Regions from separate parts of the Homo sapiens genome. Here regions 1 and 2 are each linked to region 3. A link is a loop called in an ENCODE intact Hi-C map of the cell type or tissue named here. Cell type or tissue: PC-3. All regions are shown on one strand.

Region 1 (8,000 bases), 980 kb after region 3:
AACCAAAAACAGAAAAAAAAAACAAAAAGGCAGCCTGGAGACAGAAGGAGCTGTTGCTGCCTGAAAGTTAGAAGAAAATCAGGAGTGCACTTTCCCAGAAGCAAAGCAAAGAAACATCCCTAGAAGAGTCGGCGGAGCCCAGGGCCCCAGTAGGGTGAAGACAGCATCGGCCATTGGCTTTGGCAACCTGGAGCTCGAAAGAGGAGACAAGGGTAGTTTCAGTGGTGCATGGGAGGGAACCCGTGAGAGAATGGGAAGTGAGGGATGAAGCAGACACAGCAAGAGCACACAGCCCTTCTCAGGAGCTTTAAGAGAAACAGGAGCAGAGAAATGGAGCAGGAGTTAAAACTAAGTCTAACATGAGGCGTTTTATGTTAGGAGATTCCAGCATATTTATATGCTGATGAGTATGAGCCAGGGGAGAAGGAAAATGTGAAGATGTCAGGGAAAAAGAAGTAATTGTAGAAGCAAACACTTGATTGGAGGGAGGGTTTAGGAACCATAGCACACATAGGGAGTTTGGCTTGGGACGAGCAGAGAGTTTTCTTGAACTCCTCCCTTAGATCCCTAATCACTTATCTCTAAGCTATACTCGTGACATCTTAAATCTTGAATCAATCACCAAATGTAGTAATTTATTCACCCCATAGTATTGATCATCTTTTGTCCCTTGATTTTCATTCTCACTGCCGTCATTTGGTAACTAAATTATCACATCTTGGAGAATCACTTGAACCTGGGAGGCAGTGAGCCGAGATCGTGCCACTGCACTCTAGTCAGGGTGACAGAGCAAGACTTCATCTCAAAAAAAAAAAAAAGGTAAAAGATGTTTGTTTTAATTTTCAAACCATAACCACACTGAGCCCCTACCTGCCCAGAGCAGCAGGATGACCAGTCTCTTTCCATAATTCCCTTCTCCAAATACCCTGAGTACAGATAAGGTGGCACCTGCAGTCCATGGATCAGCCTGTGAGAGACTCCAATGCTCCCCTTGAAGCTACAATCACTGATGTCCAGACACTGGTCTCTGCTGCCTCCTGTCCCTTCCCTGCTAAGGCAAGGGCCTGGGGTCCCTGTTGGAATCCAGAGGATGAAGCAGGGCAAAGACAAGCCCCCAGTAGCTAGCCACAATGGTCACCTTGCTCATCAACATTCAGCAGACAGGGGAAGAGGAGGAGAGATTGCCCAGGGAGATTGTATAAGCCAGGCCTGGAAGGGATACCCATGGCCACACCTAAAGAGCCTGGAATATTTGGTCTAGCTGTATTCCCAGGAAGAAGAGAAAACAGGTTTGTTGGGTGGTAGTGACACATGATCATCTTACGAACCTGGGATAATAATAGATGTTGCATAAGGACCGGCTGAGGATACGAGATTATAGGTGACACAAAGTTTCTTAGCATATTACTTGGCACTTACATGATGGGCAAATGATCAGCTTCCTAAGTCTTCTCCCTTTTTCCCTCCTCCCTAGTCTCTCTTTTCACCAATCCTTTCTACCATTTGTTTCCTCATTAGTATTTCTAAAAGTTCTACTTTTCTCAAGTCATTACCTACTCCCCACCCCAATCAGAAAATGCTGGTAGTTCCCCCATTGCCTTCAGGACGAAGTCCAAATTCCAGAACCTGGCATTAAGTCTCCCACCCCAAAGGGATCGCTCTTCCACCCCTATTCCCATCATGAAGCTGCTCTATTCTCAGAACACACCAGGTGGGTTCACTGCAAGTGTAATGTGTCCCATCTCTGCCCCCACCCAAATCTTATTCATGTTTCAAAAACGAATTCATATCCTACCTTTTCCATGAGCCTCCTCTGACCACGCAGGCATCCCTTCCTCAGTTGAAGTCCTGTAGCACACATCATTTCTTCTCACTGGACATGTGTGACATTTCTTCACATTATTCATTAACTTCCGTCTGTGTGAATCTTCCTCCCACAATGGTACTGGAGTTCCCTAAGGACAAGAACCATGCCTCACTCTAGATTGCCTAGCACAGTCCTTTTTGCAAAAAAGATGATTAAATAAATGTATTAAAGCACACATTTCAAGAGTAAGATGTACTAGGAAGAGCTCAGATCTGAGCTTTAAATCCCAGGTACAACATTTGCAAGTTGCATGGTTAGAAACTTCTAAGTCAGAGCTAATTACAGCTACCTGACAGGGGGGTTTTGAGTATTAAGTGAGATAATGTATATAAGGCACCTAATATGTACCTGAAGCACGGTGGGCTCTCAACAAATTCCCTTCTCCTGCCACCCTACCTGAAACTGACATAGAATGACAAGGGACAAACCTGTTAGGAGACAGGCAAAGATGATAAAGGTACTTTCCATTCCACAGCTCAGAGATCCTGTTCCAGGAAGCATCTGTCTTGACAAGGTGTGAGGACTCTAAGGGAGGCTGAAACTCTAAGGGAGACAATGAGATGCTAACAAGCTGGAAATCAGATGCATTTCAAGAACCATTTACACCCCAACAGGCTGACCTCAGAAGGGCACTCGAGACTGCCCACTGCTTTGTACTGCAGGAAGGTGAGTGTTCAACCCTAAAGAGGCGCTGGTCCAGGAAGCCCTGGTTCAGTATCCCAGTGGCTGAGGTCTGACCTGTAGCCTGTTCTCAACCAAATGGAGGAAGATGGGGGGTCACTCAGGCCCAGACCAGAAAGCAGGCTCACCGCCCTCTTACTTGCTGTCAAATTTCCTAACCAGTCATTAGAAGAGTCACTCTGTGGGACACCCAGTTGAGTCCATGCTATTAATAACATAATAAATGTGTGCAACTCAGGATAAAAATAATTCTCTGTACCTACATAGAAGGATGTGTGCATGGGCCTGTATGTCCTTTGAAGCACCATTAATGATTGAACAAGAATTCATTGCACCTTTTTTTTCCAGAGCAGCCTCTGACACTTTATAATCTGAGAAAAAAATGGCAGAACTTCTGCATCTCATGTGGAGCAGTTGAGTTTCCTGCCCACTTGTTTTCTCAGATAAACCCGAGTCAGGCTCCCAACTCTCCAGCCCACCCACCCAGGACTTTGCGCAGAGATTTGCCTTCATTTCCTCATCTGTACCCGGTGTGACAACACTTACCTTGCAGGTAGTCATGAGCATTAAATAGAGGAAACTAATCTTCCTAAAGTGCTGGTATCGTGCTTGCTGTTCCAACCCTGATAGCCATCATTACATTATTACAAGTCAAGCTGAAGGGCAGGAGAATAAATTGTAAGAATTTATTAAGCGTGGGTAGGGACCGAGTCTGGGCAGCCACAAGCAAAAATGGGAAAGGGATTCGCATGGTGGGAATGGCATTTGCCCATCTCCATTTTCGAGGCCTCTCTCTGGGTTCAACAGTTCTTCTAAGATCACATATGGCTGTCTGGCCACTTTAGTTGTAAGCTTTCTCTGCTTCCAAGAGATGTGAACTCATTTCAAGCAGCTCATTGGCAGCCCTCCTGCCCATTCTATGCATATTTTACAGAGGAGAGCTTTGAAGCTTAAGCAAAATGGCATTTGCAAGGTCACAGAGCTCACTGGTGGCAGAGCTGGGATACAGGACTATTGGATTCAAAGCCCCCCACCCACTCTTTACCTCCCTCCCCTTTCTAAAGCATGACCCACTGGAGCTTTCACGGTGGGGGCTATAGATTGTGGAAAAAAGTGGCAACATGACTGTGAACTTGCATCTGATCCAGTGATTCCAAATTCCCTTACAATTGAGGCAGAGACTCCGCCAAAGGGACTGGTGAGCCCTGTGACTGGCCCCATCACCATGACAACACTCCTGTTCCAGCGCCTCAAGGGATCTCCACTCTCCTACCTTCTCACGTAGGTGGGAAAGGTGGCGTCCTCACCTACATGTACGGCCAGGACTCCCATAATTTAAGAAGAGCCAGCTAGATCACTAAAATGGTCTCCATGCTACACGTTACAACTGCACATCTCAGCACCCAAAGCCTTCACTGGAGAGAGAAAACCGTGCCTGGGTGACTCGTGACTCGACATTGGCTCCGGACGTGTCAGTACAGAGGAACGTCGGTACCGGATCCCAGACATAGGGCTGAGCCCAGCTGGTTCTCATTCTCTTCTGGGGCCAGGCCTGCTGCTGGTTTCATTTAATTGAATATTTTGATTGTTTGATTTCTGTAGCCAGAAGCCTGTAGGCAGTAAATGCCCTTTTCCATCAGTTCAAGAAAGAAAATGTACCTGCCGAGGTAGTATCTGCTTCGCTGAGCTGCTGACTTATTTTAAGAACTAAATCTTTCCTGTTACTATATTTTTCACTCTGGGGTGTGCGCGCTCCAAGACTGACAGTAACTCAGGTCTAGGACAGGAGCGTCCTCTCGGCGATGACTTAGCGCCACCTACTGACCACTTGCTCAACAGCGGCCACGTTCAGCAACCACGGTGATCTCGACAGACACGAAAATGTTCTGTGCTCTCAACGAGAAGTTCTGCATGTATTCTTCCCTTCTCACATAGCAGAGCTTGCCTAGCAGAATTGTGCTCCTTTTATTTTTTAATATAAGTAAGTTAAGACACAGGGCTCCAGCAAGAAAGCTGAGCAAGTTCTCCATTTGGCAACTGTTTCATACTTCCCGACTTTGGCGGCTGTCATTTATAAATGATGAGCTCATGAGTGAGGAGGCTGATGCAACCCCCAGGGGCCCAAAACACAAGCATGGAGAAAGACAGCCCTCCTGTGGGATCTGATGCAATCGTCTTGTCTTCTTTAGGCTTTGATACCAGTGTTTCTAAACTTTAGGTGCAAGATTATCCTCACAGCACCTCTAAGGAGTATAAACCCCAGGGTTATTACTTACCGGTTACCACAGCAACTCATATGTAAAGAGTTGGAAAGTCCTTCCTCTGTGGTGATTGAGAGTAGACATGGAGCTGTTTGCAACCCCCTAAACACATTGCCCCCTTGCCACACAATAGCAAAAATTGAGAATTATCATCCTGTCACCACCCAGTGGCTCTGGGCCCTCAAGCTCCCAATTACTTACAGATATCTACAGCAGAGTCTCTTGACCTTCGCACCATCGGGTCAGATAGGTCTTTGTTGTTGGGAGGCTGCCTGCGCATTATGAGCATTTAGTAGTATCCTTGGCCTCTACCCACTGGTGTCACTGGCACCCCACCACTGTCCCCAAACCTCCACCCCTGTTATAACAATCAAAATACCTATAGACATTGCCAAATGTTTCCTGGGGGTACAAAATCACCTCTGCTTAAGAACCACCTATCTGGAAGGCAAATACATGGAATATAAGAAGAACAACAACAGTAATAATTACTAGTACTGCTATCATTTAAAAGGTAAAATTGCACCACCAGCTAATGGATAAGTCATCGGCTTCCTAAAAGGCACTAATTACGTGCTGAGACTTTTATGGCCTTATCTTATTTAGTCTTCACAACCAAGAAACCAGTCTGTGTTGACAAAACATTCACATTACAAGGAAACTGAAGATCAGAGATGCCAAGTAACTTGGCCAAGGGTGCAGAGCTGTCAGTGGCTGAACTACCATTTGAAACCAGACTTTCCTGACTGTAAAATCTGAGCCTGTCACCACCTCCAGATCCTGAGGTCACATAGCACAGATAGTTCTGGAACAGTCCTCACTCTCAAAAGTTCTGCCAGAGTATGCTAGCACTATTCAAATAATATATCTAGATTTAGATTTAAAGACATAAAGACTGTAGCTATCCTCTGTAAGAAATTGACCCAAAGTGTGACTGCTGTGGAGGTTTTCCAATAGGGGAATAGAGCGGGCCAGAGTCTTGGCCAGTAATTGACTGTATGGCCTTTATTTGGGGTCAGTTACTTAAGCTCTTGAAGTCTCTTCTTGTTCATATATAAGATAAAAAATTTTGTCAGAGCAATGGTACTCAACTCTGGCTGCACATTAAAATCACTTGGGTAGCTTTTTGCCATGGTTTGGATCTGTGTCCCCACCCAAATCTCATGTAATCCCCAATGTTGGAGGTGGGGCCTGGTGTGAGGTGGGATTGGATCATGGGGGCAGATTTCCCCCTTGGTACTGTCCTCAAGATACTGAGTTCTCATGAGATCTGGTTGTTTAAAAGTATGTGGCACCTCCCTTCTCTTTCTCTTTTGCTCCTGCTCCTACCGTGAAGACATATCTGCTCCCCATTTGCCTTCTGCCATAATTGTAAGTTTCCTGAGGTCTTCCCAGAAGCCAAGCAGATGCCAGCATTGTGCTTCCTGTACAGTCTGTGGAACCATGAGCCAATTAAACCTCTTTTCTTTATAAATTACCCAATCTTGGGTGTTTGTTTGTGGCAATATGAGAATAGCCTAATACAGAAAATTGGTACCAGGAGTAGGATATTGCTATAAAGATACCCAAAAATGTGAAAGCAACTTTGAAACTGGGAAATAGGCAGAGGTTGGAAGAATGTGGAGGGCTAGAAGACAGGAAGTTGAGGGAAGGTTTGGAACATCCTAGAGAGTTGTTTAATGGTTGTGATTAAAATGCTGACAGTGACGTGGACAGTGAAGTCCAGCCTGAAGATGTCTCAGATGGAAATGAGGAACTTATTGGGAATGAGTAAAGGTAACCTTTGCTATGCCTTATCAGACAGCTTAGCTGCATTATGCCCCTGCTCTAGAGATCTGTGGGACTTTGAACTTGAGAGTGGTAATTTAGGATATCTGGCAGAAGAAATTTCTAAGCAGTAAAGTGTTCAAGATGTGACCTGGCTGCTTCTAACAGCCTATGCTCATATGTATGAGCAAAGAAATGACCTGAAGTTGGAACTGATATTTAAATGGGAAACAGAGCATAAAAGTTTGGAAAATTTGCAGCTTGGCTGTGTGGTAGAAAAGAAAAGCCCGTTTTCAGGGAGGAATTTAAGCAGGCTGCAGAAATTTGCATAAATATAAAGGATCCAAGTGCTAATAGCCAAGGCAATGGAGAAAAGGCCTCAAAGGCATTTCAGAGACCTTTGCAGCAGCCCCTCCCATCATAGGCCCAGGGACCTAGGAGGAAAGAATGCTTTTATGGGTTAGGCCCGGGGACTCTGCTGCCCTATGCAGCCTCAGGACACTGCTCTCCACATCCCAGCCACTCCAACTTCAGGCATGGCTCAAAGGGATATAGTACAGGCCACTGCTTCAGAGGGTGCAAGTCATAAGCCTTGGCAATTTCCATGTGATATTAAGCCTGCAGGTGCACAGAGTGCAAGGATTGAGGCTTGGGAGCCTCCACCTAGATTTCAGAGGATATATAGAAAAGCCTGGATGTCCAGGCAGAAGCCTGCAGCAGGGGCAGAAGCCTCATGGAGAACCTCTACTAGGGCAGTATGAAGGAGAAATGTTGAGTTGGAGCCTCCACAAAGAGTCCCCACTGGGGTACTGCTTAGTGGAGCTGCACAAAGAGAGCCACCGTCCTCCAGACCCCAGAATGTTAGAGCCACCAACAGCTTGCACTATGTGCCTGGAAAAGCCACAGTCAATGCCACCCTGTGAGAGCAACCATGGAGGCTGAACCCTGCAAAGTCATAGAGGCAGAGCTGCCCAAGGCCTGGGGAGAGCACTCCTCACACCAATGTGACCTGCATGTGAGACATGGAGTCAAAAGAGTTTATTTTGGAGCTTTAAGTTTTAATGACTGCCCTGCTGGGTTTTGGACTCGCATGGGGCCTGTAGTTCCTTTCTTTTGGCAGATTCGTCCCTTTTGAAATGGGAATGTTTACCCAATGCTAGTATCCTCATTGTATCTTGAAGCAAATAACTTCTTTTTTATTTTTTAGGCTCATAGGTGGAAGGAACTTGCCTTGTCTCAGATGAGACTTTGAACTTTGGAATTTTGAGTTAATATTAGAATGAGTTAAGGCTTTGGGGGACTGTTGGGGAGGCATTATTGTATTTTGAAATGTGAGAAGGAAATAAGATTGGGAGAAGTGCCAGGGGTGGAATTATATGGTTTAGATCTGTGTCCCCACCCAAATCTCATGTTGAATTGTAATC
Region 2 (8,000 bases), 620 kb after region 3:
AATTCAACAAATGTTTACTGAGCATCTTCTATTTGTGAACTTTCTTCCTGACTATAAGGATTACACAGATTGCTAAAGGGCATAAGACAATGAAAACAATTGCAACACAACAAGTAAGAAAGAAGTCAAATGATAGGGCAATTGTGTTTGATTGGAGAATCAGGAAAATATCCCATGGGAAAAAAATAGCTTTTGATATAAGCCTTGAAGGATGAGTAGATTTTCATCATAGAGATGAACGAAAGAAGAATATTTTTAAATAGAGATTATAGGACTTTCTGATGAACAACTTTCCTATCAGTACTATCAGCACTTACTGTTACATGACCAAAAGATGTATAAGCTCTCGTGAAAAAGATGTGGGGATTTTAATTGCTCTCAGCCTCGACATAGGCTAGAAAAGTTTGATGTTCAGTGTAGGAAGAAACCAGTGGCCAATGGTTGTTTAGCACACCGCTGAGTGCTCAGGGGAGCCTCAGGAAAGAGGCAAAGGGAGTTGAGCTGGATCTGTTGGGAAAAGGATTCTCACAGAAAGTAGTTTATGGATGAATGTTCCAGCAACTGTGTATATATTTTCTCAGAACAAGGGGAAAGTAAGAGCACAAAGAGAGGCTGGGACAGTCTGAGTAGGGGCTCGTGCACTTAATTTGGAGTCAAAAGGTAAAGGTTCACCCACACATGCTACCTCTGTAAGCCTAGGCACATCACTCAGCCACTCTGAGCTTCAGTTTCCAATATCCCAGGAGTGCTATAGGGATTAAACGAGACAAGGTAGGTGGACATCCTCAGCCAAATGTGAACATTACCCAGATTTTAGGTACTAGTTACTGTGATTATTATTATTACCTTTAGAAAGGTTTTGCATTTATCCCTATGTGAGGTAATAAAATCCTGGAATGCAGTGGAGGCAAAAAAACATTGACAAGAGGAAACAGGAAAAATGCACTGAAGAGAAAAAGTCAAAGTTGGTCATTGATTGGATTGGTGGTGGCTGGGACCACAGAGCTAAGAATAAAAAAATTTTTTTTTCATTAATGACAAACAAAAGAAAGAAACTTCAGCATATGGTTTGCAGCCATCAAATGGCAGCCTTTTTCACTGAAGCCACCACTTGGCTTGCATTTTATATCCAAGTTTACATTCCAATACCCCGTGCCCCACTTCCATTATCGATTCAAAATTTTCTTTCTCTCCCTCCACACTGAAGCTAAACTGCAGGACAGGAAAAAGCATGTGGCTTGGTGTGCTAAAAGTTATTGTCATTTATTAACTCCTACTTTCAAGGCCAGAAATTACAAATAGAATGCTGAGCCACTGCTACTGGTAGAGGAAAAATATGCTCTTAAAATTGATAGGATGCACACCCACCATTCTCCTCATTGCCGGCCACCAATATATCAACGGTTGCCAAGTGATTACAGCCTATGACCACCAGTGGCCAGATATTGATTTCTCTTGTATTCAGCAGCAGTTGAAGTTATGCATATGTGTGCACACACACACAGACACACACACACACACACACACAGAATACACTTTAAACCTTATAATCAAATTAATTATGTTTCTGTCAGAAAAAGTATTTTTATTTCTAGGACAACACAGTAAGAGTTTTTTTTAAAAATCTTTTAATTAGAACTAACTCTAAAATGATACTTCATTAAATCACTTAAAAGGAAGTATAACCATCCGAATCCTGCACTCATTTGTACAACAAAGTCTAGATTGGTACTAATTATGTGACACTTGTCAATTCCTTGCAATATGCCTCGTCATGAGTAGATTCTTTAAGCTCAGAGGTAGAATAGGTAAACCATTCACAGGATGCTACAGATACCAAGAAACAGTCATTATCTTCTCTGCAAGTCCAATTGTATATATCTTTCAAGGTTGTTCATTGTTTTGAATTATATTGTCCAATTTTCCTCCATTAGAGCAGATAATGGAGCATGAACTATATCTGGTAACATCTATGATCTAGGAGTAGGTCATACCCTAAGCAAAATTATGACATAGAAAAAATGTCTTTAATATCCTTGGATCTCTCTTTTGACCATTTTCCTTACATATCTACCCATCCTCCTTCTCCATGGCTTCTTTTGGGACTTCTTTCTCCAATAGTATCCTGTAATTGAGATCTTTCTTGTCTTACCCTGGATTAACAACACTTACATATCTTGTATTTTACTATTTAAAAGGCATGGTCTTCATTCATGAATGCTATACCAAAGAGAGTTACCTCAGTGGTAATGTAAGGCTTTGTGGCTAGCCAAAGAGATTTTTCCATATTCCTCAAACCATATCCTCTAACATCACACTCAGGGTGAGGTGCAGGTAAAGGAAAATATGTCAAAGCACCTTGTTAATTTCAAACAGCTCCATAAATGAAAGAAAGCATTATTATTATTCTGCCTGCACAAAGGGTTAGTGGGATGCTGGAGCTGGCTTATACTGTGTATATCTCTTAACTGTGTACATCTCTTCCTTTAGCTTCATTCAATGACATCAAGTTGGAGGTTTGAAATCAGCCCCAGTGAAAATATTTACACCATGATAATTGGTAAATGCTACATATCAGGGCTTCTCCCTGCACTTCCTAGAGAGCCAGTTTACCAGCACACCACTGCATAAGATCATCTTTATGTAGAAATAGATGGCATCTTGAAATTTTTTTTTAATTTTTTGGCCCATTGAGTTGCCCTATTTTCCTGATTAGTCTTCTTCCCTTGCCAACACAACATGAAAGGATTTGCCCATGCACATACATATCTCAACTCACTGTAATAATTAGCTTAATCATGGCTTTTCTATTCACTGGTATATGCTCAGCACCTACACTGCCTAACATATAGAAGGTGAAAAATATTAGTTGATTAAATGAGCACACAGACATCCCACATCTACACTTGTGTGTGAACAGACACACACACATATGCCCACTGAGTCTGAGTTAACATGAGAGAGCTATTTATAAACAACACTTCAGTAGTAAAGGGCCATTTTATTTTCTAGTTAGAATATTTACTTGGTTTATTGCCAATGGCCTAAAATTCCTGGAGAAGCAACTGTTAACAACAGACAGGATCAAAAGCTATTTAAATATTGCAGAAAAACATGTTTTGCTACTTTTAAGTTTTATTATCCTCTTAGGAAAAAGACTAATTTTTGAAGTGCAAGTCGTCCAAAACAAATCTTTTTAAGTCCCCAAGATGCACCAATATGCTTAATGGGCAAAATTGCCTCATCTCGTATCATCACTGATTCTAACTTCAGAGTCACTAGCTCTCTCCTTCCTTTTGCTCAAACAACCTTCTCACCGTCTGTTCACTCTTCAGTTAGACCCCACAGAAACCACGCTGTCAAAGGTCACAATGACCTTCCAAGTGGCAATCTCCAGGACATTTCTCAGTTTTGTAAATCCCTCTGTTGCATTTGGCACTGTTGTCTTCTGCTGAGTCTCATTCTGGCCATGTTCAATTTCCCCCGGCCTGCCAATATGTGTCAGCGCCCCTCCCTGGAGTTCCTCCAGCCCTGCCCCACAGCTCCTGGCTCTTACTTTCCCTTGCTCTTTGATTTCTGACCTCTTGGTGTCCTGCACACTTTGGCTACTATTCCCCCACCTCACTCACAGGATTGTCACATACCTGTCACAAAGAAGGCTCTTACCTATGTAGCACATAATGAACACAAATTTCATGCCCACACATACACCCAGGTGCACACATGCATGCACAGGTATATGCGTGTGCATACAAACATATATTGACACGTCCATTAGCTCACTTCTTAGCCCTCGTCTGTGTGTGTGGACTTCCCCCCTCTGCCTTTCAGCACATCTGGCTCTTCCCCGCAATTCCCCTCCTTGCCTCTAGGGGGCAAACTGTGCCTCAGTCTCAGCCTGATGTTGAAAAAGTCCTCAGTTAAATTCTCCCCTCCCTTTAATTTAGGTGAGATTCACTCACCTAAGTTAGTTCTAGGTCCCGCCCCATCTTCTCTTCCCTTAAAGGCAGAGGTGCCTCAGGCGCTGTCTTTGACTTTCTCTGGTCTCTATCCCAAAGTTATCACTTTGTCTCATAGAATCCCATGGCTTCAACTATCCCCTACATATATTCATATTCCCCAAAAGCAAACCTGGAGAAGACCTGAATTAAATCTCTAGTTGTAGCTTCCACTGACACTGAAGTCTCAATATGCCCCAACCCAACCTTTTTATCTTCTCACTCAAACATATTTTACTTTGCATTAATGACACTAGACCCTAATTACTCCTGTGAGAACTACTAAATGTACTTGTGATTCTCCCCTCTCTCTCTCCCCTCAACTTTCATTCATTTGCTGAATTCTGAGGATTCTCCCTCTGCAAGAGTTCTCACCTCTGTCTCTGCATTACCACTGCCTACTGCCACAGTTGAGGCATTGGGCGTTTCTCGTGTGAACCGTCACAGTGAAATGCTAACTGACCACATCACGATGAGCCTTTCTCCCTCAACTCAGCTGCCATACTCACCTGCTAGACTTGTCTTTCTAAGCCCAGTATGAGGCTGTATGTCACTCTTTGTATTTTCCACTGCTGACAACAATATCTGCACAAGATTACCAGCAGACTGCCTACATCTGAATCATCCAGGAGGCTGGCTTACAATGCAGATTTCTAAGCTCCACTTCAAGCCAGCTGAATCAAATCAGTAGGTCCCAGAAATCTACATGTTCAGCCAAGTCCCTTTATAAGCCTTCAGCCCACTACAGCAGGAGAGCCACTGGCATAGAGCTTCCTCTGTAGGGCATTTAAAGCCTTTCACTATCTGGCCCCTGCTTACCTTTTAATCTGATTTTCGCCAGTCCCTTCACCCATGCCCTCATTCTCCATACTTACCCTGTGCCTTTGGGTGTTTCTCTCCCTGAAATGCCCTCTGCCTTTTGCTGCCAGATCTTACTAAAGCTTAGCCCTAAATTCACATACTCTGTGGCATCGTCTGTGATGCCTCTGGTTATATCCAATTCCTACCTCTTCAGGACCTCTGTTACCCTCAATAAAACAGGATTTGTTCAGCTGGTGAGTAACTCCACGAGAACACAGGTTTTGATCAATAAGAGTTTTATTACTTGGTGCAAGTAAGGAGGATACTGGGAGTGTTCTCCAAAGCAGTGTCTCCCGGAGAGAAGGGGACAGGAGGGTTTTATGCGGCAATGGAGAAGGGTGCATCATGGCAGGTAGAGGAGGGGTCCCAGTTGCACAGACATGATGAGTCATCATGCCAGCATATGGGTTGCATGTCATGGTAATGCAGGTATAGCTCCTCCCAGGGTGGAGACTTTGGCATAGTAATGAGGAAAGTTCACTCGAGTTCATCTAGAAGTTGCCAGGATCAGTCAGGACCTGGTTTAAACCAACAAGGTGACTGCATTCCACACAGGCTGCAGGGCAGGAGGCTGTAAAACAGACTGACCAGACTGACTGCTCAACTTGATTCGATTCCTATCATCCCTGGAGACTCTCCCTGTCTGTTTATACTCTTATATACTTTATAACAGTGTATCTCTGTGCATTATAGTAACTGTTTTAGTACCCCTTTCCTTTTTGGCCAAATACCTCTTAAGGGCAAGAACCAAGTTTTACTTATCCTTTTACCCCAGTGTCTGACACATAGTCAGTGCTCAATAAAATGATGTTTGAATGAATGACTGCATAAATACTGTCTTCCACCACTGCAATTCAAACATCAGACTCCATGGATAGCAGCATTTAGAAAAACACTTATATCTAACCATAATGATTCTGACAGGTTCCTGATAACTCTGGAAGTGTTATGCATTCCATCAGACTGAGAGGACCCAAATTTCATTTCTGAAATTCAGAGGACATCACAAGGAGACAGTTCCATTTAAATTTATCTTTCCAATTAAGGGCATAGACACAGATTCAGTTAGTTTGTACCGAAAGAGCCATTCATAGAATAGCCAACAGCTAAGGCCTAATTCTCAGACTAATGAGTAACTAAAGATATTTTTGAAAAAGCTGAATGTCGACAATATGACAGGGACACCAGAAAAACAAGGCTGTGGATGGCACTTGCCATCTGTCATCTGTCCAACAGTTGATGGCATTATTTGAATAACCCCTGAGTTTGTGGATTAGTCTTGTGGACCAGAGATAGGAGTGGAGGGGTTAGGAAGAAGGAAGTCACAAGGTCCCCTCTTTTCAAGAGTTTACAGTTCAGTTAGAACCACCTAAATGCTGCATGTGGCAAAAACCCAGGAATAAAAACAAAGAAGTATGGTAGAGACTGCACATTGACCTAATGTAGAAACAAAGCCCACAGCTGCTAGGGAAAGAAAGAGATTCGAGATTTATTTGTAATGAGAATTTTGGCACTGGAAGAGCCTACAGAGACCATGTAATACAGCAGTCTCACTTCACAAATGAGAACTAAATGCCGAGTGAAGTGACTTTTCCAAAGCCATTCGAATTGTTTATTTAACCAGGAAACCTTTCAGATAGAAATAAGATATGCCTGGAAAAAGAGAAGGTAAGTTTTTCAGAGAGCTATGTTGGAGGAGGGAAAAACTATGTGAGGAGAAAAAGAGAAAGAGGTTTCTGCAGAAGGAGAAGAGGCAAATGAGCAAGTTTGGGAGATGAAAGCAAGAATTTCTAGTGCAGTGCAAAGAAGAGTGATGAGGAGTGAGACTGGGGTGTCACGTTGGAGGTGGGAACCAACCTTTATGAATGGAAAGTCTTAGCTAGAAGAAGGAGGAGGGTTGCTATGAACCCAACTGAGTTCCAGCCCTATATAATGAATTCCTGTGCTGTTAGAATCCAACCTCACTCAATCACAAATTTTTGAAGCTGGAAAGACCTTGAAGGAAAACTAAGGAACTCATCTTAGAGATGAATAAGCCCAGGTTCAGAAGGAGGCAGGGCAAGTGTGTGGTCTTTGGAAACATGCTGATTCTAGTTTTAACACTCATCAGCCATATGTCTTTGAGCCACTTATTGAAGCTCTTTGAGCCTCTGTTGCCTTTCCTGTAAGAAGGAGATATATTCAATTCATAGTGTTGTTATAAGGGTTAGACTATCATGCATCATTAGCACCTGGCCTAGTGTGAGCCCATAAATGGAATTCAGTGAATGCTTCTTCTGCCTCCCTTTGTGCTAAGAGATGAGTTGCCTTGCCCAGGTCATCAGCTTATGCATAGCAAAGACAAGGCAGAAACTTTAATGTTTAAACCTGAAAATCCAAGCTACAGCCCTAAAACAGGCTGCCCCTCTTGCAAACTCTACCTAGGCTCCCACCAAAGTACTTAGGATCCTTTTGAAAAGGGGCAGTTCCGGAATTGCCATAAGAGACCAGGAATTCACAATCAGAACTTCATTTGCTTTCCTTCCTGAAGTTTGTCTTTAGTGAGCTCACAGCCTTGACGAATGAAGAAACAAACCCATCTCAAACAAACAAAAAACAAAGAGGGCAGATCAAAGACAAGTCCTCTATGAAAGTATGTCAGCTGGGGATAGAGGATAAAAGCTTTTTTGTTGCTGAATGAAAAAGCTCTTTTGGCTTCATGATTTCCTAGGGATTATAATAATAATGGCCTGGATTATCAATACAATTCACATCTGAATGTGCTTCACATTTCTCAAAACCTGAAGATTGGAAACTAAATTGTTGAAAGCCAATCAGTCCTGGCCAGGTAGAGGTGCAAGGTAGACACAGAGACTCTTGAGCTGTAGGAGGTTTTATCAATATGACAGATACCCTTTGAGGGATGAGCTATTGGCATGTGGGCATTGAAGTCCTGGACAGAATGTAAATATTAAGACTTTAAAATAATAAATACAATATTCCCCAAACGAATCTTTTTATCTTCTACCTCAAACACAACTAGTGCTCTTATCAATGACCTGGGACAGTGCTTTTTTTTTTTTTTTTTTTTTTTTTTGCTTGTCTTTAGTAATGTACTGCAACTCTGCTCAAGTTTGTTAAGCATTTCTCAGGTTCCAAAGA
Region 3 (8,000 bases):
ATATACATACACATATATACATATATACATACACATACATATATACACATATATATCCAAATTATACATATATATATCCAAATTATACATATATATATATAAACACACATATTATATGCCCAAAAGTTTGAGGAGTTACTGTCCTCAATGGTGAAAACAGGGGTAACTATAAAAAGCAAATCAAACCTCTATTTTAAAATTTGTCAAACAACACGTTGCCAAATGGATTTACTTGCCTTGAACTGAGTTGTATCACAAGGAATCCCATTTCCTGTGATGTCTCAGGGAAGATTCAAAGCAAAGCCCTTGTAAAGTGTGTGGTTGTACAAGGATGTTCCCTGGCTTGTTGGGGATCATGGTTATATTCCTACTAGATAATAAAAGGAAAAATGACCCTGAGCCCTTTTAACACAGTCTTTGCTGATCTTCCTGTAATCAGCTATTCCTTCCTTCAGCAGTGTCTAGAATGGTCATCAACTTTCTCCTCATGATCAAATTTGGCAGCAACAGGATGATATACAGGCACTGCCAGGATGATATACAGGCATCGCTTGAGTGCTCATCTTAATTCTTCCACATTCTGTGTGTCCATAGGGAAATCACTTAACTCTCTGTGCCTTGATTCCTTGAATGCAATGGAAATAAGATACCTATTCTACCTGCCTCACAATTGTTTCAAGCATATGATGGCATAATATAAACTACAAAGCATAATATAATATTAAGGAATTGCTCTTATTGTTATTATACTTTGTTATTAATAATAAAAACTATTTCCTTCCATTTAATGGAATTTCTAAATTTGGAAAAGATCTTAAAGTTCAACTAGTCCAAGTTGTTCTCCAATTTCAGTGTGCTTGACTACTTCTCTATGAAGTGATAGTTCACCCTTTCCATAAAACTTCAGCCAGATTTACTGTCATCGAAGGAAATCTGAGCCACGTCGGGCAGCTCTGATGTTTCCTGCTGTAATGATGGAGTTGAGTGGAAATATTTAATTTCTATCCTGAAGTATTAGTTTAGCCTTTTAGAACCCCAGTCTATTTTCCAAGGTGGTAACTTTTAACATGTTTTAGCAGAGCTCTTGCTCCTAAATCTTCACTTTCCCCAGCTGAAGACCCTGAGCATGTTCAAATATTCTTCAAGTTGTATTGTTTTGGGTTTTCTCATCATTCTAATTGGTCAGCTCTAAATATTTCTGTTTTCTATTTCTTTCTTAAAATGTGCCTCTTTCAGCTGAATATCCTGGCATGTTATGACCAGTGTGTCTAAAAACACAACTTGATATTCACCAACCAGATCTGCTCATCTTTCCCCAAGTCTTCATCTTGTTTTTTAGCACAAGTCAAATGCCTTAATTACTTCTCGTGTGTGTGTGTGTGTGTATTTTGTCACTTGTCACCTGTCTTCATTCTAAAATTTGCTCCTTCAGTAAAGTTTTCCCTGAATATTTTAATCCAGGGCCAATGATCACCCTCATCCTTACAATCTTCAGACACTCAGGACAGTAAGTGTTCTGGGGAAACAGAGCTGGAAAGAAGGGCAGGAAGGCGGGTATGCTTGATTTTTGTCAAGAAAACAGGGGAATTGATTCCAAAACCATGAAAGACAGACTTCTAGAAAAGAGGCTAAATTTCTTCTATGTTGATCTAAAGAGCAAAATTGAGACCAGTCAGGGCAACTTGGTGGGGGAAGCTCCTGAGATACGGTGGAGAGGAGCATAGGATTGGGGACAGGATAGCTCTGGGTTCAAGTTTGAGTCTACAACTTCCTGATTCAATGGTCTTAAGTGATTTTCTGTGTCTGTTCCCAGCCTAAGCCTCTGCCTCTACAAAATGAGGTGAATTTTACCAACCTCATATGGTCCTTTTTAGGACTAATAGGCATTGATTCAATTGGCCGGGCCCAGGACTCTGTGTCCTGGGGTCTTTTCACAGCACATGCTAACTTGTCCTGCCTCTACTCGGTTTACAAGAAAAGTCTGAGTGAAAGATCAAGTTCATGTTCAGAAATATTCACTCCCTTCCCATAACTGCATTGGAAGAACAGAATTTCCTGTTCCATTCATGGTGAGCTTGGCTATGTGAATTGTTTCAGTCAGTGGGATATTAGCGTCCATGATGCAGCAGCCTTGAAAAGTATCTTCATGCTTCAACTTACACTCTTGAACTTCTGGCATTGCTATGGATAAAAATATGCCCAGAACGGACAGTTCATCCCAGGAGGAGGATAAAAGTCATGGGGAGTGGAGCTGTACCACCAGAGCTGAGGCCACCCCAAATCAGCAGCCCCCCAGTTGACCCCAGCCTGCTGCAGATGCATGAATGAGCCCAGCTGAGACCAACAGTACTGCAGAGCCAACCAGCACACTTGCAAGCTGCGTAAATGCATTTTTGTATGCTCCCGAGATTTTGTGGCTGTTTTATATGCAATGTTATTGTGGCCATAGTTACTTGAAATAACCAGTAAAATAAGATATGAATGGCTGACAAGGCTCAATATTTCCCTCCCCTGAAAGACATGGGAAGCCAATATTTTTATTTGTTTAATAAATATTTAGGTGAACTCCATGTGCCAGGTCCCCAATTGTAGTTAGTTTTCCGTTGTACAAGGGATTCTGCTTTAAAGAACTGTACTTAAAGCAGTATAGAATTATACTAGAGCCCCAATTCCCTTGACTTAAAGTTATTACACACAAAGCAAAACACAAACTGCTACATGTGCTGAGCTTATACAATGTCCCTCTTTTTAAATCTCTGTGCATCTCTCTGCCCGGTGGACTCTGGACATCACGTTGTTTCCCTAGTTTCTAGAGCTGGTCTACCTGAGCATCCTGGAAAATCCCTGTAATGTTAGGTAATGAAGTAGAATTTTACTGGGTGGAAAGCTATTTCCTTTCCCTTTCAGTAAAGTGTCTCGAACTCTACTCCCTAGTCTTTTCCACCTTCCTAGATAATTCCAAAGGAATTTGGTGTTACGTGATCCTCTGAAGGGTGGAGGCAAAGAAGGAAACTAATAAGGACTTCTTTTTATTGCATAGCTGTGCTTCCCTTAGAATGGGGATCACAGTGGGACTGCACAAGGCCATCGCTCCTGCTCTCTGAAGGCTGGGGCTGCAACTGCACAGAAGAGGGTGCTCTTGTGCAAAGCTGCAGCCAGCTTCCTGGGAGGAGGTGAAGTTTACTCGTTCCTTGCTGAGCGGATGATTCATTGCTCATGATATTTGGTAGATGTAGTCTGCATTAGTGCACACATATTCTGCAACAACAGATAAAAACCCCAAACGGCAAAAATGTCAGGAAACTCATTCGTATGGAGGGTGCACATCCATCATCCTCTGCTGTTCTGATACGACAGAGCCAACTTTTATCAGCATCCTTCCCTTTTACCCTACTGCCAGGGCCCTTTAAATGAAAATTATCAAGGAATAGGGACAAAAATAGTGCCATCCTTTTTAGAGTTTTCAAATTGCTTTCACCATTTGGAAAATAACTATATATCCATTAACTCGTTTGTCACACAAATATTTATTGAAGGACAGTTATTCTGCTTTTTCAATGCTTTTGGAGAAAGAATTGAAGCTCCTTCCTTACCAATCAGACCCAGATGACCTGATTTCTGCTTCCCTCTCCAATCTAATCTCATGCTAACTGCCTTCTCTCTGGCTCTTTTCAGCCTCAGGCTTTTGCTCTCATATTTCATTTTACTAGAATTTTTTTTCTGGTTCATATTAGGGCTTATTTGCTTTGTTTTTCTCATTCTCCAGAGCTCAGCATGAATGCCATATTCTCAGAGTGACTTTCCTTAAGTCTGTATGTTAGTCAGGGTTCTCCAGAGAAACAATCAATAGAAGATATTGATAAAGATATAGCTATAGGTATGTTATCTTGTGATTATGGAGACCAAGAAGTTCCAAGAGCTGCAACTGGCAAGCTGGAAACCCAGGAGAGCTGATGGTGTAATTCAACTCAGAGCCCCAGTCAGAAGACATTAAAGACTGACTTCCCAGCTGAAGACAGGCAGTCGAGAGAGAGAATTCTCCCTTACTCAGCCTTTTAGTTCTATTTATGCCTTCTATGTATCGGATGAGGCTTTACACAGTCTACTGATTCAAATGTTAATTTCATCCATATACACCCTTATAGACACACTCAGAGTCATGTTTAACCAAATATCCAGGCACCTTGTGATCCAGTCAAGTTGACACATAAAATTTACCCTCACAGCCTGCATCTATCAATATAGATGCCCTTCCCTAATTACTAATACCTAATCTTGTTTATCTTCTCCTGAGTGTTTATCACAATTTTTACATGCCTTGTTTACTTGTTTGTCACATATTTACTGTCTGTCTCTCCGAGAATGTGAGCTCTCTGAGGGCATGGACAGTTTGTTGTGTTTTTCACTCTGTCCCTTTAGCTCAGAAGAGTGCCAGGCTCTCGGTAAACACTCAATACGTATTTTTGAATGAAATAGTGCAAAAATTAAAATAATTGTATAATGAAATAAATATTGAAAGGCAAAATTAACAGAAAGTTATGAGGACATAGAAGAGCAAAAGCCTTATTCTTTCTGGAAGAGTCAGGAAAGGCTTTAAAATGAGGAGACATTTGAGCTAATGGGAAATCCACTAACCTGCAAGGAAGTCAAGTAGAAGAAAGATTTTCAGAAAAGATCAAACAGTGTGTGCTAAGGTGGGTGGCCTAAAGCGATGAGCATACTCCAGAAATGGCAAGAAAGTTAGTGTGTCGGGGGGTCAGAAGAGACTGAGACGGCTCTTGTATGCAGTGGCGGGATCAGCAGATAACTCACCAGAAAGTGAGAAGTCAGTGGATGCTGGAGGTTTTAAAACAGGACATTCACTTTGGAAGCAGAGTAGATAACGCTTGGAATGGGGAGAAACTGAGGCCCTGGAAACTAGTGAGGAAACAGTTACAGTAATTTGGAAAGATAAAAGATGAAACAGCAACAGAGGCACGCAGGCGTGGGCCCACAGCTTTGGCAGAAGCTGAATTCCTAATAGGAAACCTTGGATTTAGAAGTGGGTAAAACTGGCTTGTGGCTTTGGGGACAGGCCAAGAAGAACCAGTGTCTTCATCCAGCCTGTCATAACCTCAAGGTGTTAGTGTGTTTGCACTGCCATAAAGAAATATCTGAAACTGGGAAATTTATAAATAAAAGAGGTCTAATTTGCTCATGGCTCTGCAGGGTATGCAAGAAGCAAAGCACCAACATTTGCATAGGGTGAGGGCCTCAGGGAGCTTCCAATTATGGCAGAAGGTGAAGGGGAATAGGAGTGTCACATGGTGAGAGTGGGAGCAAGAGAGAGACAGGAAAGGTGCTACACAATTTTAAACAACCAGACCTCATGTGAACTCAGAGCAAGAGCCCACTCATCACCAACGGGTCGACCCTCAGCATTCATAAGGGATCTGCCCCCAAGATTCAAAGACCTCCCACCAGGGCCTGCCTCCAACACTGGAAATTACATTTGAATATGAAATTTAGAGGGGACAAACATCCAAACTGTATCACTGGGGAAGCAAAAAATAATTTGCTGTTGCAAGGACATGGGATGCGGAGGCGGGCACAGAACAGGGCCCAGCATGTGGGCATAGAACATGGCAGAGATTCTGCCATGGGGGCAAGATGACATGGAGGGGACATGCCAGATGACAGGGCAGGGTCTGTACAATCAACTGAGAGGGACAGATCTTTGTAAAGAGCTGGTGTGGCTGAAAGGGAGCTGTTAGAGACCCTGAGCATATTCAAGCAAAATAAAAGAGGAGAGAGTAAATTTCGGGAAACTTCTGAGGTAGAATTATATAGCCTAGTGACAAATTGAATATGAAATGATAAGGGTGAAAGCCAAGAAAGTCAAGAATGACTTCATTGCAACTTTGAAGCAGGGACTAGAGGAATAATAGATTTGGAGGAAGTATTTGAAGAGTGATGTTTTCTCTAAATTGAATTACTGAACTCACCACCTCACCCGCGCTCCTGGTGGTCAGCCTCTCAATATTCACATTGTGGGACTTTTCAGCAAAGAGCTCCACAGGAAGAACATATACTGCTCAGTTTCAAACCTTTGTCACATTCCAGAACAGCTCTCTTTACAAGAGGCACCAGAGAATTCACCCATTCTCTTCTCCATCATCATCATCATCTTCCTTTTCAGTACTAGCTCTTATTTACTGAGCACTTACTGTAATAAATAACCACCATTTACTGAGCACTTCCTATGTCCCAGGACTCTTCTAGGTCTACTACACATGCTAAGTCAGTTAAACTCCTTACACACCTAAGTGAAGTAAGCACACCATTATCCACTTGTTAGAAGGGAGATAACTGAGGGACAGTGAGGTGAGTGACCTGCCAAGAGAAGTCAGACACAGTGGAAGTACTTTATGCGTATTAGTGCCTTTGGTCTTCCCAAAACATTTGGAATAGCATTATTCCCTTTTTACAGGAACAAGGAGCACAAGGAGTGAGGAGGAGGTTACATCAATTTCCCCAAACCATCCAGCCCACAAGTTCCAGAGCTGATATTTGAAAGTACAGTTTCTAAGCTGGAGCCCAGAGAGGAACTAATTCTTTGAACACCTTTCTGTGTTCAAAGGCAAAGAACACAAAGAAACAGAAAACATTTTAAAAATTGCAAATAATAGTGAGGACTACAGTTGATACTTAAAAAACACAAGTTTAAAGTGTGCGGGTCCACGTACATGTGGATTTTCTTCTGCTTCTGTCATTCCTGAGATAATAAGATCAACCCTTCCTCTTCCTCTTCCTCCTCAGCCTACTCAATGTGAAGGCAAAGAGGATGAAGCCCTTTATGATGATCCACTTCCACTTAATGAATAGTAAATATATTTTTTCTTGCTTGGATTTTCTTAATAACATTTTCTTTTCTCTAGCTTACTTTATTATAAGAACACAGTATATAACACATATAACATATAAAATATGTATTAATTGACTATGTTATGGGTAAGGCTTGTGGTCAACAGTAGGCTATTAATATTAAAGTCTGAGGGGAGTAAAAATTTAGAGGTGTATTTTCTATTGTGTAGGAATCGGCACCCCTAGTCCTGTGTTGTTCAATGATCAACTGTATTTATCAAGTACAAACAATGTGAAGTGCTTTACATTGCTGTCTCCTGTAAAGGGTGTTATCATTCCTATGTTACAGATTGAGGATTTGAGGACATAGCAATTTGCTCAAGGTCACGTAGCAAGTGACAGAGCCAGGATTCAAACCTACATCTGACTCCTGGGAATTATTCAATTATGGAAAAGTAATGCAGTCTAGAATCATGGACCCAGTTTTGTTTTTCAGGCTCCCTCAGAGTTGGCTATTAAAACGCCACTTTTACTTTCTCAGCTTTTATTTCTGAGGGCAGGTTTTACAAACACTTTTCCATCCTACCATCCTCCACATGCCCTCAACTCCAATTATGCCTAAAATTGGACCTTTTCTTACAAAATATCATTGGTAAAATCCACAGATATTTACATGTTCTCACTTAAAAGTGAGAGCTAAATGGTGAGAATACATGAACATATAGAGAACAACAGACACTGGTGCCTTCCAGAGGAAGGAGGGAGAGGATCAAGAAAAATAACTAATGGGTGGTAGGCTTAATACCTGGGTGATGAAATAATCTTTACAACAAACCCTGTGACATGGGTATACCTATGTAACAAACTTGCACACATACCTCTGAAATTAAAATCAAAGTTAAAAAAAACCTGCAGATATTATCAGGCCTCAAATCACCACCTGGGAAAGGGCAGAAGACAATTGTCTCGTTTTATATAAGTCTGAGAATCTTCATGTGGAGTGAGGTCAGGTTACTGAGCTTTCCCCCAGCATTCGTAGCAATCATTGTCTCTAGGTATTCATTATTATTTTCCAGGGATATAAACTGCAAAGAGAATAGCTTCTTAAGACTATAATGTAGAACACAAACCCAAGACTAAACATGTTAACTGTGAAT

What was found. Hi-C counts contacts between places; a loop is a spot of excess contacts. Peaks named below come from ENCODE experiments on the same cell type or tissue, not always from the same donor. Only the 100,000 strongest peaks of a DNase experiment are listed, where the experiment ranks them.
Region 1: it touches region 3 in a loop (17-fold over the local background); 60 of 110 quality-filtered maps call a loop at or near these places.
Region 2: a loop joins it to region 3, with 8 times the contacts of the local background. A loop is called at or near these places in 5 of 110 quality-filtered maps.

The regions. Positions count from the first base shown.
Region 1 is chr1:222,450,945-222,458,944 of GRCh38, forward strand. No RefSeq gene overlaps it. Among named protein-coding and RNA genes, the nearest start is that of TRT-TGT2-1, 10 kb to the right of the region's middle. RefSeq lists an enhancer at 4,441-4,490. In PC-3, CTCF peaks have their summits at 4,377 (motif pointing left) and 4,579; DNase peaks (open chromatin) are centred at 1,287, 4,357 and 4,657; H3K4me3 peaks cover 897 bases.
Region 2 is chr1:222,092,490-222,100,489 of GRCh38, forward strand. All of the region lies in intron 1 of LOC124904518 (a long non-coding RNA gene), which reads right to left. Among named protein-coding and RNA genes, the nearest start is that of LINC01705, 37 kb to the left of the region's middle. RefSeq lists a silencer at 6,285-6,485. In PC-3, CTCF peaks have their summits at 3,871 (motif pointing right) and 4,077; a DNase peak (open chromatin) is centred at 3,862.
Region 3 is chr1:221,475,096-221,483,095 of GRCh38, forward strand. No RefSeq gene overlaps it. Among named protein-coding and RNA genes, the nearest start is that of LINC02817, 140 kb to the left of the region's middle. In PC-3, a CTCF peak has its summit at 3,132 (motif pointing right); a DNase peak (open chromatin) is centred at 3,156; H3K27ac peaks cover 1,432 bases.